Regions from separate parts of the Homo sapiens genome. Here region 1 is linked to region 2. Evidence: read pairs that join two places in POLR2A ChIA-PET (ENCODE). Cell type or tissue: Panc1. All regions are shown on one strand. Links, peaks and the distances in the headings refer to the core of each region. The heading gives the core; the rest is flanking DNA.

Evidence for each region. ChIA-PET counts read pairs that join two places held together with the same protein. Peaks named below come from ENCODE experiments on the same cell type or tissue, not always from the same donor. Only the 100,000 strongest peaks of a DNase experiment are listed, where the experiment ranks them.
Region 1: POLR2A ChIA-PET joins it to region 2 with 9 read pairs; 2 of 35 experiments call an interaction of 5 or more read pairs at or near these places.

What each region holds. Positions count from the first base shown.
Region 1 is chr4:14,430,628-14,436,018 of GRCh38, forward strand. No RefSeq gene overlaps it. Among named protein-coding and RNA genes, the nearest start is that of LINC01085, 320 kb to the left of the region's middle. In Panc1, for the core only: no CTCF peak of the experiment used is centred there; no DNase peak of the experiment used is centred there.
Region 2 is chr4:13,397,072-13,402,462 of GRCh38, forward strand. All of the region lies in intron 4 of RAB28 (RAB28, member RAS oncogene family), which reads right to left. Among named protein-coding and RNA genes, the nearest start is that of RAB28, 85 kb to the right of the region's middle. In Panc1, for the core only: no CTCF peak of the experiment used is centred there; a DNase peak (open chromatin) is centred at 2,417.

The sequences.
Region 1 (5,391 bases), core at 276-5,275, 1.0 Mb after region 2:
GATGAAACAATTTTTCTATGGGAAATTCTCATAGCTATTTTACAAGTCTACTGCTTCATCCTGTTGCTGGTGAGGAGGAACCTACTACATCTCCACATGGGCTTGGTGTGGGTTTGGGAGTATTTATTCAACTGTTCTGAAAAGTAGTTCAATTTTCTATTCATATCTCTATATAGCTCTGTTTCTATCTAAATATCTCTATGTCTGCCTATCTGAGTTTTTTTTTAAAGTTATACCTTTTGGGACTTTTAATTTCTTTACTAGGAATTTATCCTTAGGAGATACTAAAGATGCAGTAAATATTTATTCACAACAATGTGCGTTACAACAGTATATATGGTGGCCAAAATCTGAAGCAGTCACAATATCTACCAAGAGAGGGTTGCATAAGTACTTTTGTTAAGAAAACTGTTTCACTATAACGACAAGAAAAGGATACAAAACTGCATAATATGTAATGTTTCTTAAAGTGACTTAGAAAACGTATTTTGCAAAGCCTATTAAACCTAGCTGACATTTCTGATTTGATATCACAAAGTTTTGCTGCTGTCAATGTATTGTGCAAGGAAGTGACTTTTGAAAAGTAAAAATGACTTTATTTCTTTGAAAAAGACAAGTCATTTTCCAGTGACATATAAAAGTTCAATGACACTTGAACAGGTGGCTAAATTTGTCCTGAGGAGACATCTGTGAAATATGTGACTCTTGGCAGAAAAGTGATTGTGGAAAACCCCAAGAACCTTGATTTACAAAGTTGGGGTCTACAGATTATGCATGTTAAGTAAACTGAAACAAAAACATGGAAACATTAACAGTGGAGCCATATGTGTTGGGTGACAGAAAATGTTTTCTAAAATTTTTTGATGTTGAATTTTCTTTGAGGATGCACTGCCTTGAAAATAGGAAAGAAATACAGTGCTGAAGTTATAAAAATTAAAGTCACACTCTACTGATTTTTTCACACCTTCAGAGCTTCTCAAAAGAGAAAAGGGAAATGCAGGGCCACATAATTTTTTTCACAACCTCGTTGGGTTTTACTATCTAGACTGCATCATCAGAAAGCCTGGAATAGATCTCATTTTCAAATTAAAAGAGCTAGGTATGTTATTCTTCCTTCTATTAAAAACTTGCCATTTCCTGCTGCTCCTTCTCCCACTGCCTCTCCAACTGCAAACAACCTCCTATCCCAACCCCTCAATAGGTGGCCAATGATCTCAAGAATCCCCTACTTCCGGGAACAGATTCTATCCTCCAGCTCTCTAAGCAGGGCTGGTCTCACTGCACAGCTCTTCAATTGAACCAGCTCCCAGAGCCTGGTATCTCTGTCTGCAGGCCCTGATTATGCAGCACTTCATGAATAACCTGCACCACGATGTCCTCCCTGCAGTAGCCCAGCCTGGCCTGTGATATTACTTGATCCTACCTCACAGCAAATCTGTAAAAGTTTCAAATTTGCAAGCAATAATCCACCAGCCAGGGTGAACTGAGGACATTCTGACTCCAGGGTGGCTATAAAAAAAACAAAAAACACTCTCCCCATACAAATCAGAGGATCCCTCCCTTGGAAAAGAAAAATAACCCAAAGAAAAATCATCCATGAATTTATATTTACTCAAAGCCTACTACGTGCCAGTAACTAATTACTAGAACATCACTGAATAGAAATGATCACATTTAATTCTCATGACAGAGCAGATACAATTAGGCCTCTGCTTTATTGGTTAAAATACTGAGGTACACAGAGTTTAAATAGCTTAGCCGAGGTCATAGAACCGGGACTTGCAGTCAGGGACCTGGTCACAAAGGCACGTTTGCTCCTTGTAGTGAAATTCTATAGGCAGACAGCAAAGCCTTGAATTAATGAAACACAGAACACTGAGCTTGATTTTTTTAAAAAAGACTTATGCACACATATGTTTATTACACCACTGTTTACAGTAGCAAAGACTTGGAACCAACCCAAATGCCCATCAATGATAGACTGGATAAAGAAATCGTGGCACATATACACCACAGAATACTATGCAACCATGAAAAAGAATGAGTTCATGTCCTTTGCAGGGACATGGATGAAGCTGGAAGACATCATTCTCAGCAAACTAACACAGGAACAGAAAACCAACCACTGCATGTTCTCACTCATAAGTGGGAGCTGAATAGTGAGAACACATGGACACAGGGAGGGGAATATCACACACCAGGCCCTGTCAGGGCTGGGGGACAAGAAGAGGGAGAGCATTAGGACAAATACCAAATGCATGCGGGACTTAAAACCTAGATGACGAGTTGATAGGTGCAGTAAACCACCATGGCACATGTATACCTATGTAACCAACCTGCACATTCTGCACATGTATTCCAGAACTTAGAGTAATATAAATTTTATAAAAAGGACAAACAGCTATTTAGAAAGGACAGCCACTGGTCCTCTGCAGCAGAGGCAAAAAGAGGTGTGAGAATAGAGAAAGGGTCAGGAACACACACAGGGACTGTTAGGCTGATGGACCACTCAGCCAAACACCATGAGACTGATCCTCTGGCTCTGAAGAGTTCAAGTGAGCTTAGGTGAGTCATTTCTCCTGGGTCCCGGTAGCTGTCCTAATGTCAAATTCAAATGGTACAACTGTGTTCCTTTATTCTTCTGGCGGTTGAGTGGGGCTCCTCCTGTAACAAAAGAACCTGTAGACTATTCTATTTTCCAAATATAACCAGATTCTTACTCGTCTTCACCACCTTACTGCTTTCACTCTGATCCAAATCACCGCCCTCTGCCTAGATTGTCACAATGGTTCTTAACTGGCCCCTCTTAGACATGTCCCCTTACTTCTCTAGAGCCCCTTCTCACCAGAAATCAGTGTGATTTTTAATGAAGTCTGTCATATGATGGAATTCCTCCACTTCCATTAGAATAAAAGAGAAAAATCTTCAATAACTTAGAAGATCCTATTTCAGAGGTTGGCAAGCGTTTTTCTGTATAGGATCAAAGAGTACATGTTTTAGGCCTTGTGAGCCATTATGATCTATCACAGCTGCTCAGTTATACAACTGAGGTGTGAAATTGGCCATAGACAATACATAAACAAATGAATATGGGGGTTTTCCAATACAACTTTATTTATAAAAGCAGAATCTAGCCTGTTTTCTTATTCTTGTTCCTGACTTTATTTCCTGGAACTCTTTTCCTTGCTCACTGCACCTCAGCCACACCAGCTTTCTTCTTGTGCCCCAGACATGTCATGTGATCTCCTGCCTCCTGGCCTTCTGTTACCCTAGAACACTCCAGGTGGCCAGGTATCTCCACGACTCACTCTCTCACCTCCAATCTCAGATGAAGATTACCTTCTCAGGGAAGCCTAAGCCAGCCCTCTTTTGTCTCATCACCCCAATGCCTCTTTCTCTGCTCTAGTTTTTTTTTTTTCTTTTTCCACATTTATCACCTTTAAACAAAATATAATTGTTTATTGTATCAATCATACATTACCTTTCTCCGCCACTAGAATGTTGTCTCCACGTGGGCAGGTAGTTGATAGTTTTATTCACTCATATAATCCAACTACATAGAAGAGTATCTGGGGGCATAATAGACACTCAGTACACATTTGTGGAATTCAAAGATGAAAACAAATTTAAAGCTGCAGAAGTTACAAAAACGTACAGAACATCTTGCTGATATCACCTAATCTCTCCCTTGGGTCAAAGAAACAGAACACTAGAAATGCAAATAGATTGCATTAGGCCAAGGATTTGTCCATTAAGGAGAACAACATGACATTTTTCCTCTTCTCATTATGTTTACCCCACAAAAACTAAGTAAGGATTGTTCAAAGAAACTACCAGTAGAAATTAAGGATATGTTTGAGTTTTTGCAAAAATGTACCAATTGACCTCCCCTGGTCCCTTAATCTATGCCCTTTGCAATGTGACTTAGCAGCTTCCATCAAGTGGTGAAACTTACTCTCCAGCCCTTGAATCTTGGCTGGGCTTGTGACTCGTCTTGGCCAGTAGAATCTGATGGAATGCCATTGTGTCAGGTCTCACTTAAACCCTTGCAGATGCCATGTGAATTACTTCAAGCTAGTCTGCTGGAGAATGAGACACACACAACAGAGCTGAACTAGTCCAGTAGTTCCAGTAAGACATGTGGAAAGTCTCAGACAAGATCAGCCAAACCTTTTAGTCCACTGATAGCTGATCACAGACGCATGAAGGAGCTTAACTAATATCAGAAGAAGGGCCTAGCTGCATTTATTCAATATTGCCCACCTGAAGAATTGTGACTTAATTATTTATTTATTTAACCAAAGGTTGGAGTTATTACCTGTCAATAGCCAATTGATACAGGTGTGTCTGCAGGAAAGAGATATTGGCCTTTCACTCATTGGTTGGTTGGTTATAAGCAGAACTGAAGAAATCCAGCAGCCAAGTCAGGTTTTGCTGGTGGAAAAGAGCACATGAGCACATTCTTGGGAAAGTCTGACACACATTCCCGCAATTTAGGGATGAGATGTGGAAACTGGATGAGGAAACTGTGTTCTGTGGCCAATAAAAAACACCAGCCTAGGAGGAGCAGAACATCTGTTAAACGAAAGTGGGACATGAAGATTCCAGCGGTGAGGATTCCCTAGATTATCTGGGAGGTAATCAGTAGATAACATAAAAAGCCCTGGCTGTTGGCACCAGTGTTCATGAAAGAAGGTCCTGGAGGATATAAGAGTAAAGGGGCTGGGTGTGATGGCTGGCATCTGTAATTCCAGTGTTTTGGGAGACTTAAGTAAGAGAATTTCTTGAGTACAGGAGTTTGAGATCAGCCTGAGCAACGTAGTGAAACACCATCTCTACAAAAAAATGAAAGAATTAGCCAAGTGTGATGGTGCATGCCTGTAGTCCTAGCTACTCAGGAAGCTGAGATGGGAGGATTAACTAAGCCCAGGAGTCTGAGGCTACAGTGAGCTATGATCATGCCACTGCACTCCAGCCTGGATGACAGAGGAAGATCCTGTCTCTAAATACTACTACTACTACTAATAATAATAATAATAATGATAATAAGAGTAAATTTGATGGAGAGCCCACGTGAAAGGATCAGTGGTGCATGGTGGAGGGGACATCTGTGTTTGAATCAGAGGTGAGGAAGGGAAGATGTATAGAAAGGCAGGTGATTGTGTGCTTAGGTGCGGAGGGACAAGGAGGATGAGGATGTTTAATGGCTTTAATTATTTTAATAAACTAGGAAGAAGAGCATTTTACATGGGAGCACTGATGATTAACTGAGTCAATAACTTAAAAAAAAAGTAGTGGTGATGCTTCAGAAGAGTTGCTGGGAGTAAAAGTTGACCATAAGCAGTAAAATGATTGACAGGCGAGACTGAGGACTTTGTCCATTGTGTCCTT
Region 2 (5,391 bases), core at 196-5,195:
AATAAATACAAATAATCAATTGTGTCTAAAATAATATGCATGGCTGCATTTTACAGGAATACTACACAGGGCTGAAAATTAATGAACTAGAGTTTCACACCACAATAAGAATGAATCTCACAAAGGTGGTGAGGGCAACATGCAAAGGAATACACATAAATAATTGCATTTATATAAAAATATTAAATGGCAAAACAACATTATTTGATGACACATACACATATTATGAAAATAGAAAAGCAAGAAAAAGATCAAGACTATGGATAGCAGTTACTTCTGAAGGTAGAAGGAGATGGATAAAGGCACCTGTTTGGTTCTGGGGTGCTAGCAATGCTCTATTTCATGACCTGGGAATAGTTATTCTTTAAACCACTTTCCATATTCTTCTGTATGTAAAACAGAAGAACATATATAAAAGTTTCCATTAAAATTTAAATTTAAATCTATTAACATATATTCCTACTAATTATAATAAAAGTCCTACTAAAATTATAACAATATGACATTCTTCTCTTCAAATCCAATTTCTTACATGATCATAAAGAAAGGTCACTGTTGTAATATTTATTCTTGGTTTTTATTATTTTTCACAAGGACCATGATTAATCCTTTAAATCCTCAAATCATACTCTTGTGACCTATCTAAACATGTCATGAAACTTGCGGATTTTCTCTACAATTATTATCACCTGACTCTGCCAGATATTCATTTGTTAATTTCTTTGCTTCTAGCAATTCTCCAGCACTTCTACAGATTTTGCATATTGCTGCAAGGTTTTCCTACTCAAATTGCATTGTGTTTATAGTGTACAATCACATACATATCCACAAACCAACCTATAAGGATTCTAAGGGGATCATAATGAATCTTCATAACTCCAAAGAGTCACCAAAACACCACCAAGAGCAGCAGCCGGTATCAAGCAGACAGAGGAGGGAGCAAGTAAGAAGTCACATTATTTCCTCAATTTCATCAATTAGGTTACCTAAATCCCTTTTAGTAATGGATAATGCATAACTATTTCTCCTCTTGCCTCAGGTTAGAGGAAATAATAGGTCTAAAAGCACTATTGAGTAAGTAAATCCTTTTTATATTTGTGGCTATCTACAACTTTTGTTGCTTGTAAAAAATTTGTGCATATATCATCAAAAGCCTAAAGGAACTGGAAAATTAATAAACTGTCTTTTTATTTTATTCATGTTTTGGGCATTTACCACAAGAATTCCTATCAGACAATTTCAAACTGGCACAGTGCTATAGAGGTTCATTTGCAAACTTCCACATACTAGGTAGATACAATGAGGCCCAAGTTCACTTATACCATTTATACATAGAATTGCATAAAAAAAAGAGTGTATTTGTCTTACCCAGACACTAGCATACCCTGGCATCTCACAAAGTACACAAGCCACAGTAAGACTGTCGGCCGGGCGCGGTGGCTCACGCCTGTAAGCCCAGCACTTTGGGAGGCAAAGATGGGCGGATCACGAGGTCAGGAGATAGAGACCATCCTGGCTAACACGGCGAAACCCCATCTCTACTAAAAATATAAAAAATTAGCCGGGCATGATGGCGGGCGCCTGTAGTCCCAGCTACTCGGGAGGCTGAGGCAGGAGAACGGCGTGAACCTGGGAGGTGGAGCTTGCAGTGAGCCGAGATCGCGCCACTGCACTCCAGCCTGGGTGACAGAGCAAGACTCCGTTTCAAAAAAAAAAAAAAAAGGATTGCCTCAATTAGGCAATTATATTATGGTTATTTAATTCTTCTTTATATTTTCCCATTACCAACAATGACCATATATTATAATTAGCCCTACTGGAAGATGGGGAGAGATAGAACATTATTTAAAGTAACAACAAAGAGTAAACAGAAAACTGCCCAATCACAACAGAATTCAGTGTAATAAGAATTGCACTTACACAGCATCACACTATTCTATAGGCATTTTACACATATTAAATCATTTAATCCTCACTAAAAACATCATTTGACAAATGAGAAAACTGCAGAGAAAGGGATAAAAGACTTTATATACGGGCACACATCTAGTAAGTAGTGGAGCCACAACTCACCCCCAAGGCAGTCTAGCTCCGGAGTCTGTATTCTTAGCTATCACACTGCTTTCTCTTCATATGTGTAGTCATCTGCGTCTGGCATTTTTCGTGCGTATTGTTTCATCCATGTCATCCCAATGAAGTATATACAGTTCATGCATTTGTACTGCCATATAACATACCTTTTTATAAGTCTACCACAATCTATAAATATTTTCTCCAATTGATGAACACAAGTTGTTCCCAACTGTTAAGATACTAACAACAAAGCCATGAATATTCTTACTCAGTACATGTCACCTGATAATATGCCTAGCTGTCTAAGATACATAGCAGAGAACTGCTGAATCATACTCTATGAATGTTCAACTTTGCAGAATGTCAAATTGTTTTCAAAGTAGCTGTACCAATTTATAATCCATCTAGTAGTGACTATGAGTTCCTGTAGATTGACATTATCTGTCACTTGCTTTTCTTAGTCTTCTAGATTTGTGCCAATCTAGAAAGCATAAGAATCTCATGATCTTATTTTGCATTCCTTGATTAGTGATGAGACTCCACTTATATTTATATGTCTTTCTTCTTCCATGAAATTTCTATTTATGTTTTATGTCCTTTTTTTAACGAACGGCCTTTTTCTTGTAGATTTGAAAAAGTATACCAGTCTTTTTCAGTTATTTTGTGTTACACACACCTTCTCCCAGTTTGTGGCTTGTCTTTAATTCTTTACTGTATCATTTCATAGAAACAAATGTTTATCTTCTGTAGTTAATATATCCCATATTTAAATTTAGCAATTATGTATTGTTTAAGAAACCCTTCCACATTCTAAGTAGAAAAGATATTCTTTTATTTTTTTATTCTGTAAAGTTGTGCCATTAACATTGTAGCCCTTAATCTATTTGGAACTGATTTTTGTGCATGGTAATATCCATTTTCTTTTTCTCTATAAAAATAACAGCTATCCTAGGACTACTTATTAAGCATTCTCTTCTTTCTCAAAGATCTTCTATATCACCTCCACTATAATATCCAAGTTCCACTTATGTGAGGATTTGTTTCCAGTGTCTCAATCCTGTTTACTTGGATGAATTCCCTATTGTCTTTATAAAAGCTGTTGCTAGTAAGTCTTGATAACTGGCATGGCAAATGCTTCTCAGAAGCATATTCTTATTCTTGGATTTTTCATCTTCCCTATACATTTTAGATACAGTTTGCTTAAATACCACACACAAATACCATTTGGAGTTTTGACTGAAATTATGCTGAAGGGATAAATCAATCTGAAGAGAAGTGACATCTTTATAATATTGAGTCTTTGTATCCTTGAAAATGGTGTTTGCTGTCTTTCATTTAGGTCTTGTTTTATCATTTGAGAATTTTGTAGTTTTATTTCTTCCTTTTCAATTTGTATGTTTTATATACCTTTTTCTTGCAGTTTTATAATAGCTAGGACCTTAAAAATAGTGTTGAATAGGAGAGGTGGAAGTGAATCTCCTTACCTTGTACCTAATCTTAGGTGGAAAGCAAATTCACTATTTCATCATTAAGTATGACATTAATTGTAGGGTTTTCACAGATGCCATTTATGAAGTTGAAGAAGTTTCTTCTCATTTTCTCATTCCTGATTTGCTGAGACTTTTATTAACTATAAATGGATGCTGAATTTTATCAAATGCTTTTTATGTTTCTGTTGAGATCACCATATGGCTTATTTAGCCTACTGATATGGTAAGCTACATTAAATAATTTCAAATATTACACCAGCACTGCATTTCCAGGATAAACTCCACTTGGTCATAATATAGTACCCTTTGTATTGCTTGATTCAATTTGTTAATATTTTGTCAAAGGAATCTTTTGTATTTATGTTCATGAGGAATATTGGTCTGTAGTTTTCTTACAGTGTCTTTATCTGATTTTAATAGATTATTATATCGGTGTCATAAAATAAGTTGGGAGGTATTCCAACACCTTTGGTTTTCTGGAAAAGTTTATATACAATTAGTATTATTTCTTCCATACATGTTTGGTAGAATTTACCAGTAAAACCTTCTGGATCCACAGTATTCTTTGTAGTATTCTTTGTGGAAACATTCCAAATTATGAATTCAACTTTTTTCATAAATGCAGAAGTATTCAGATTATCTATTTCTAGAGTGAACTTAGTTTGTGTCTTTAAAGGAATTTGTTCATTTAATGAGAACACATGGACACAGGGAGGGGAAAATCACATACCATGGCCTGTTGCGGGGAGGGAGCTAGGGGAGGGATAGCATTAGGAGAAATACCTAATGTAGGTGACGGGTTGATGGGTGCAGCAAACCACTATGGCATGTGTAAAACTACGTAACAAAACTGCACATTCTGCACATGTACCCCAGAACTTAAAGTAAAATAATTTTAAAAAAAATTGTTAAGGAATTTGTTCGTTTAATCTAAATTGTCAATTAACAGAAGTAAATATTTTTGTGATATTTGCTTACATTCCCTTTAATGCCTAAGAATTTGTAATGATTTCTTCTCTTTCATTCCTGACAGTGTAATTTGTATGTTCTCTCTTTTTTTATTGTCATTTTGGCTAGAGATTTATCAGTTTTATTAATCTTTTCAAAGAATCAGCTTTTGATTTCATTGATTTCTCTATTTTTTTAATTTCTACTCTTACCTTTACTTTTTTCTTTTTCTGCTCACTTGCCTTTCATTTTCGATATTCTTAAGGTGGAAACTTACATCACTGATTTTGAAAACTTAGTTTTTCAAGTATAAGCATTTAATAATGCTAGACATATTTCTCTAAACACTGCATTGGCAGCATGCCATAAAGTTTTAAATGTAGTCTTTTTATTTTTGTTCAATTCAATGTATTTCCTCTTTGGCCCACAGGCTGTTTAGGAGGTGTTCAAATTCTTAATATTTGGGAATATTACAAATATGTTTTTCTGTTACTGATTTCTAGCTTAATTCCATTATTGTCAGAGAAGACATTAAATTCTTTTAAATTTGTTAATGTTCTTTTTATATGGAAGAATATGGTCTATCTTGATAAATACTTCATCTGCACTTGAAAGCATATATTCTTCTGTTGTCAGATGGAACGTTCTGTAAATGTCTATTAGGTCTAGCTGACCGATGTTGTTCATGCCTTCTATATCCCTACTGATTCTCAGTCTACTTGTTACACCAGTTATTGATAAAACATGTAGACATTGATAAAGGATTGTTGAAATCTCAGATTCAATGGTAGGTTTGTCTATTTAACCTTTCTGTTCTATCAGTTTTTGCTTTGTGCAAGTTCTGCTGCGTTTATATACATTTAGAATTGTTATACCTTTT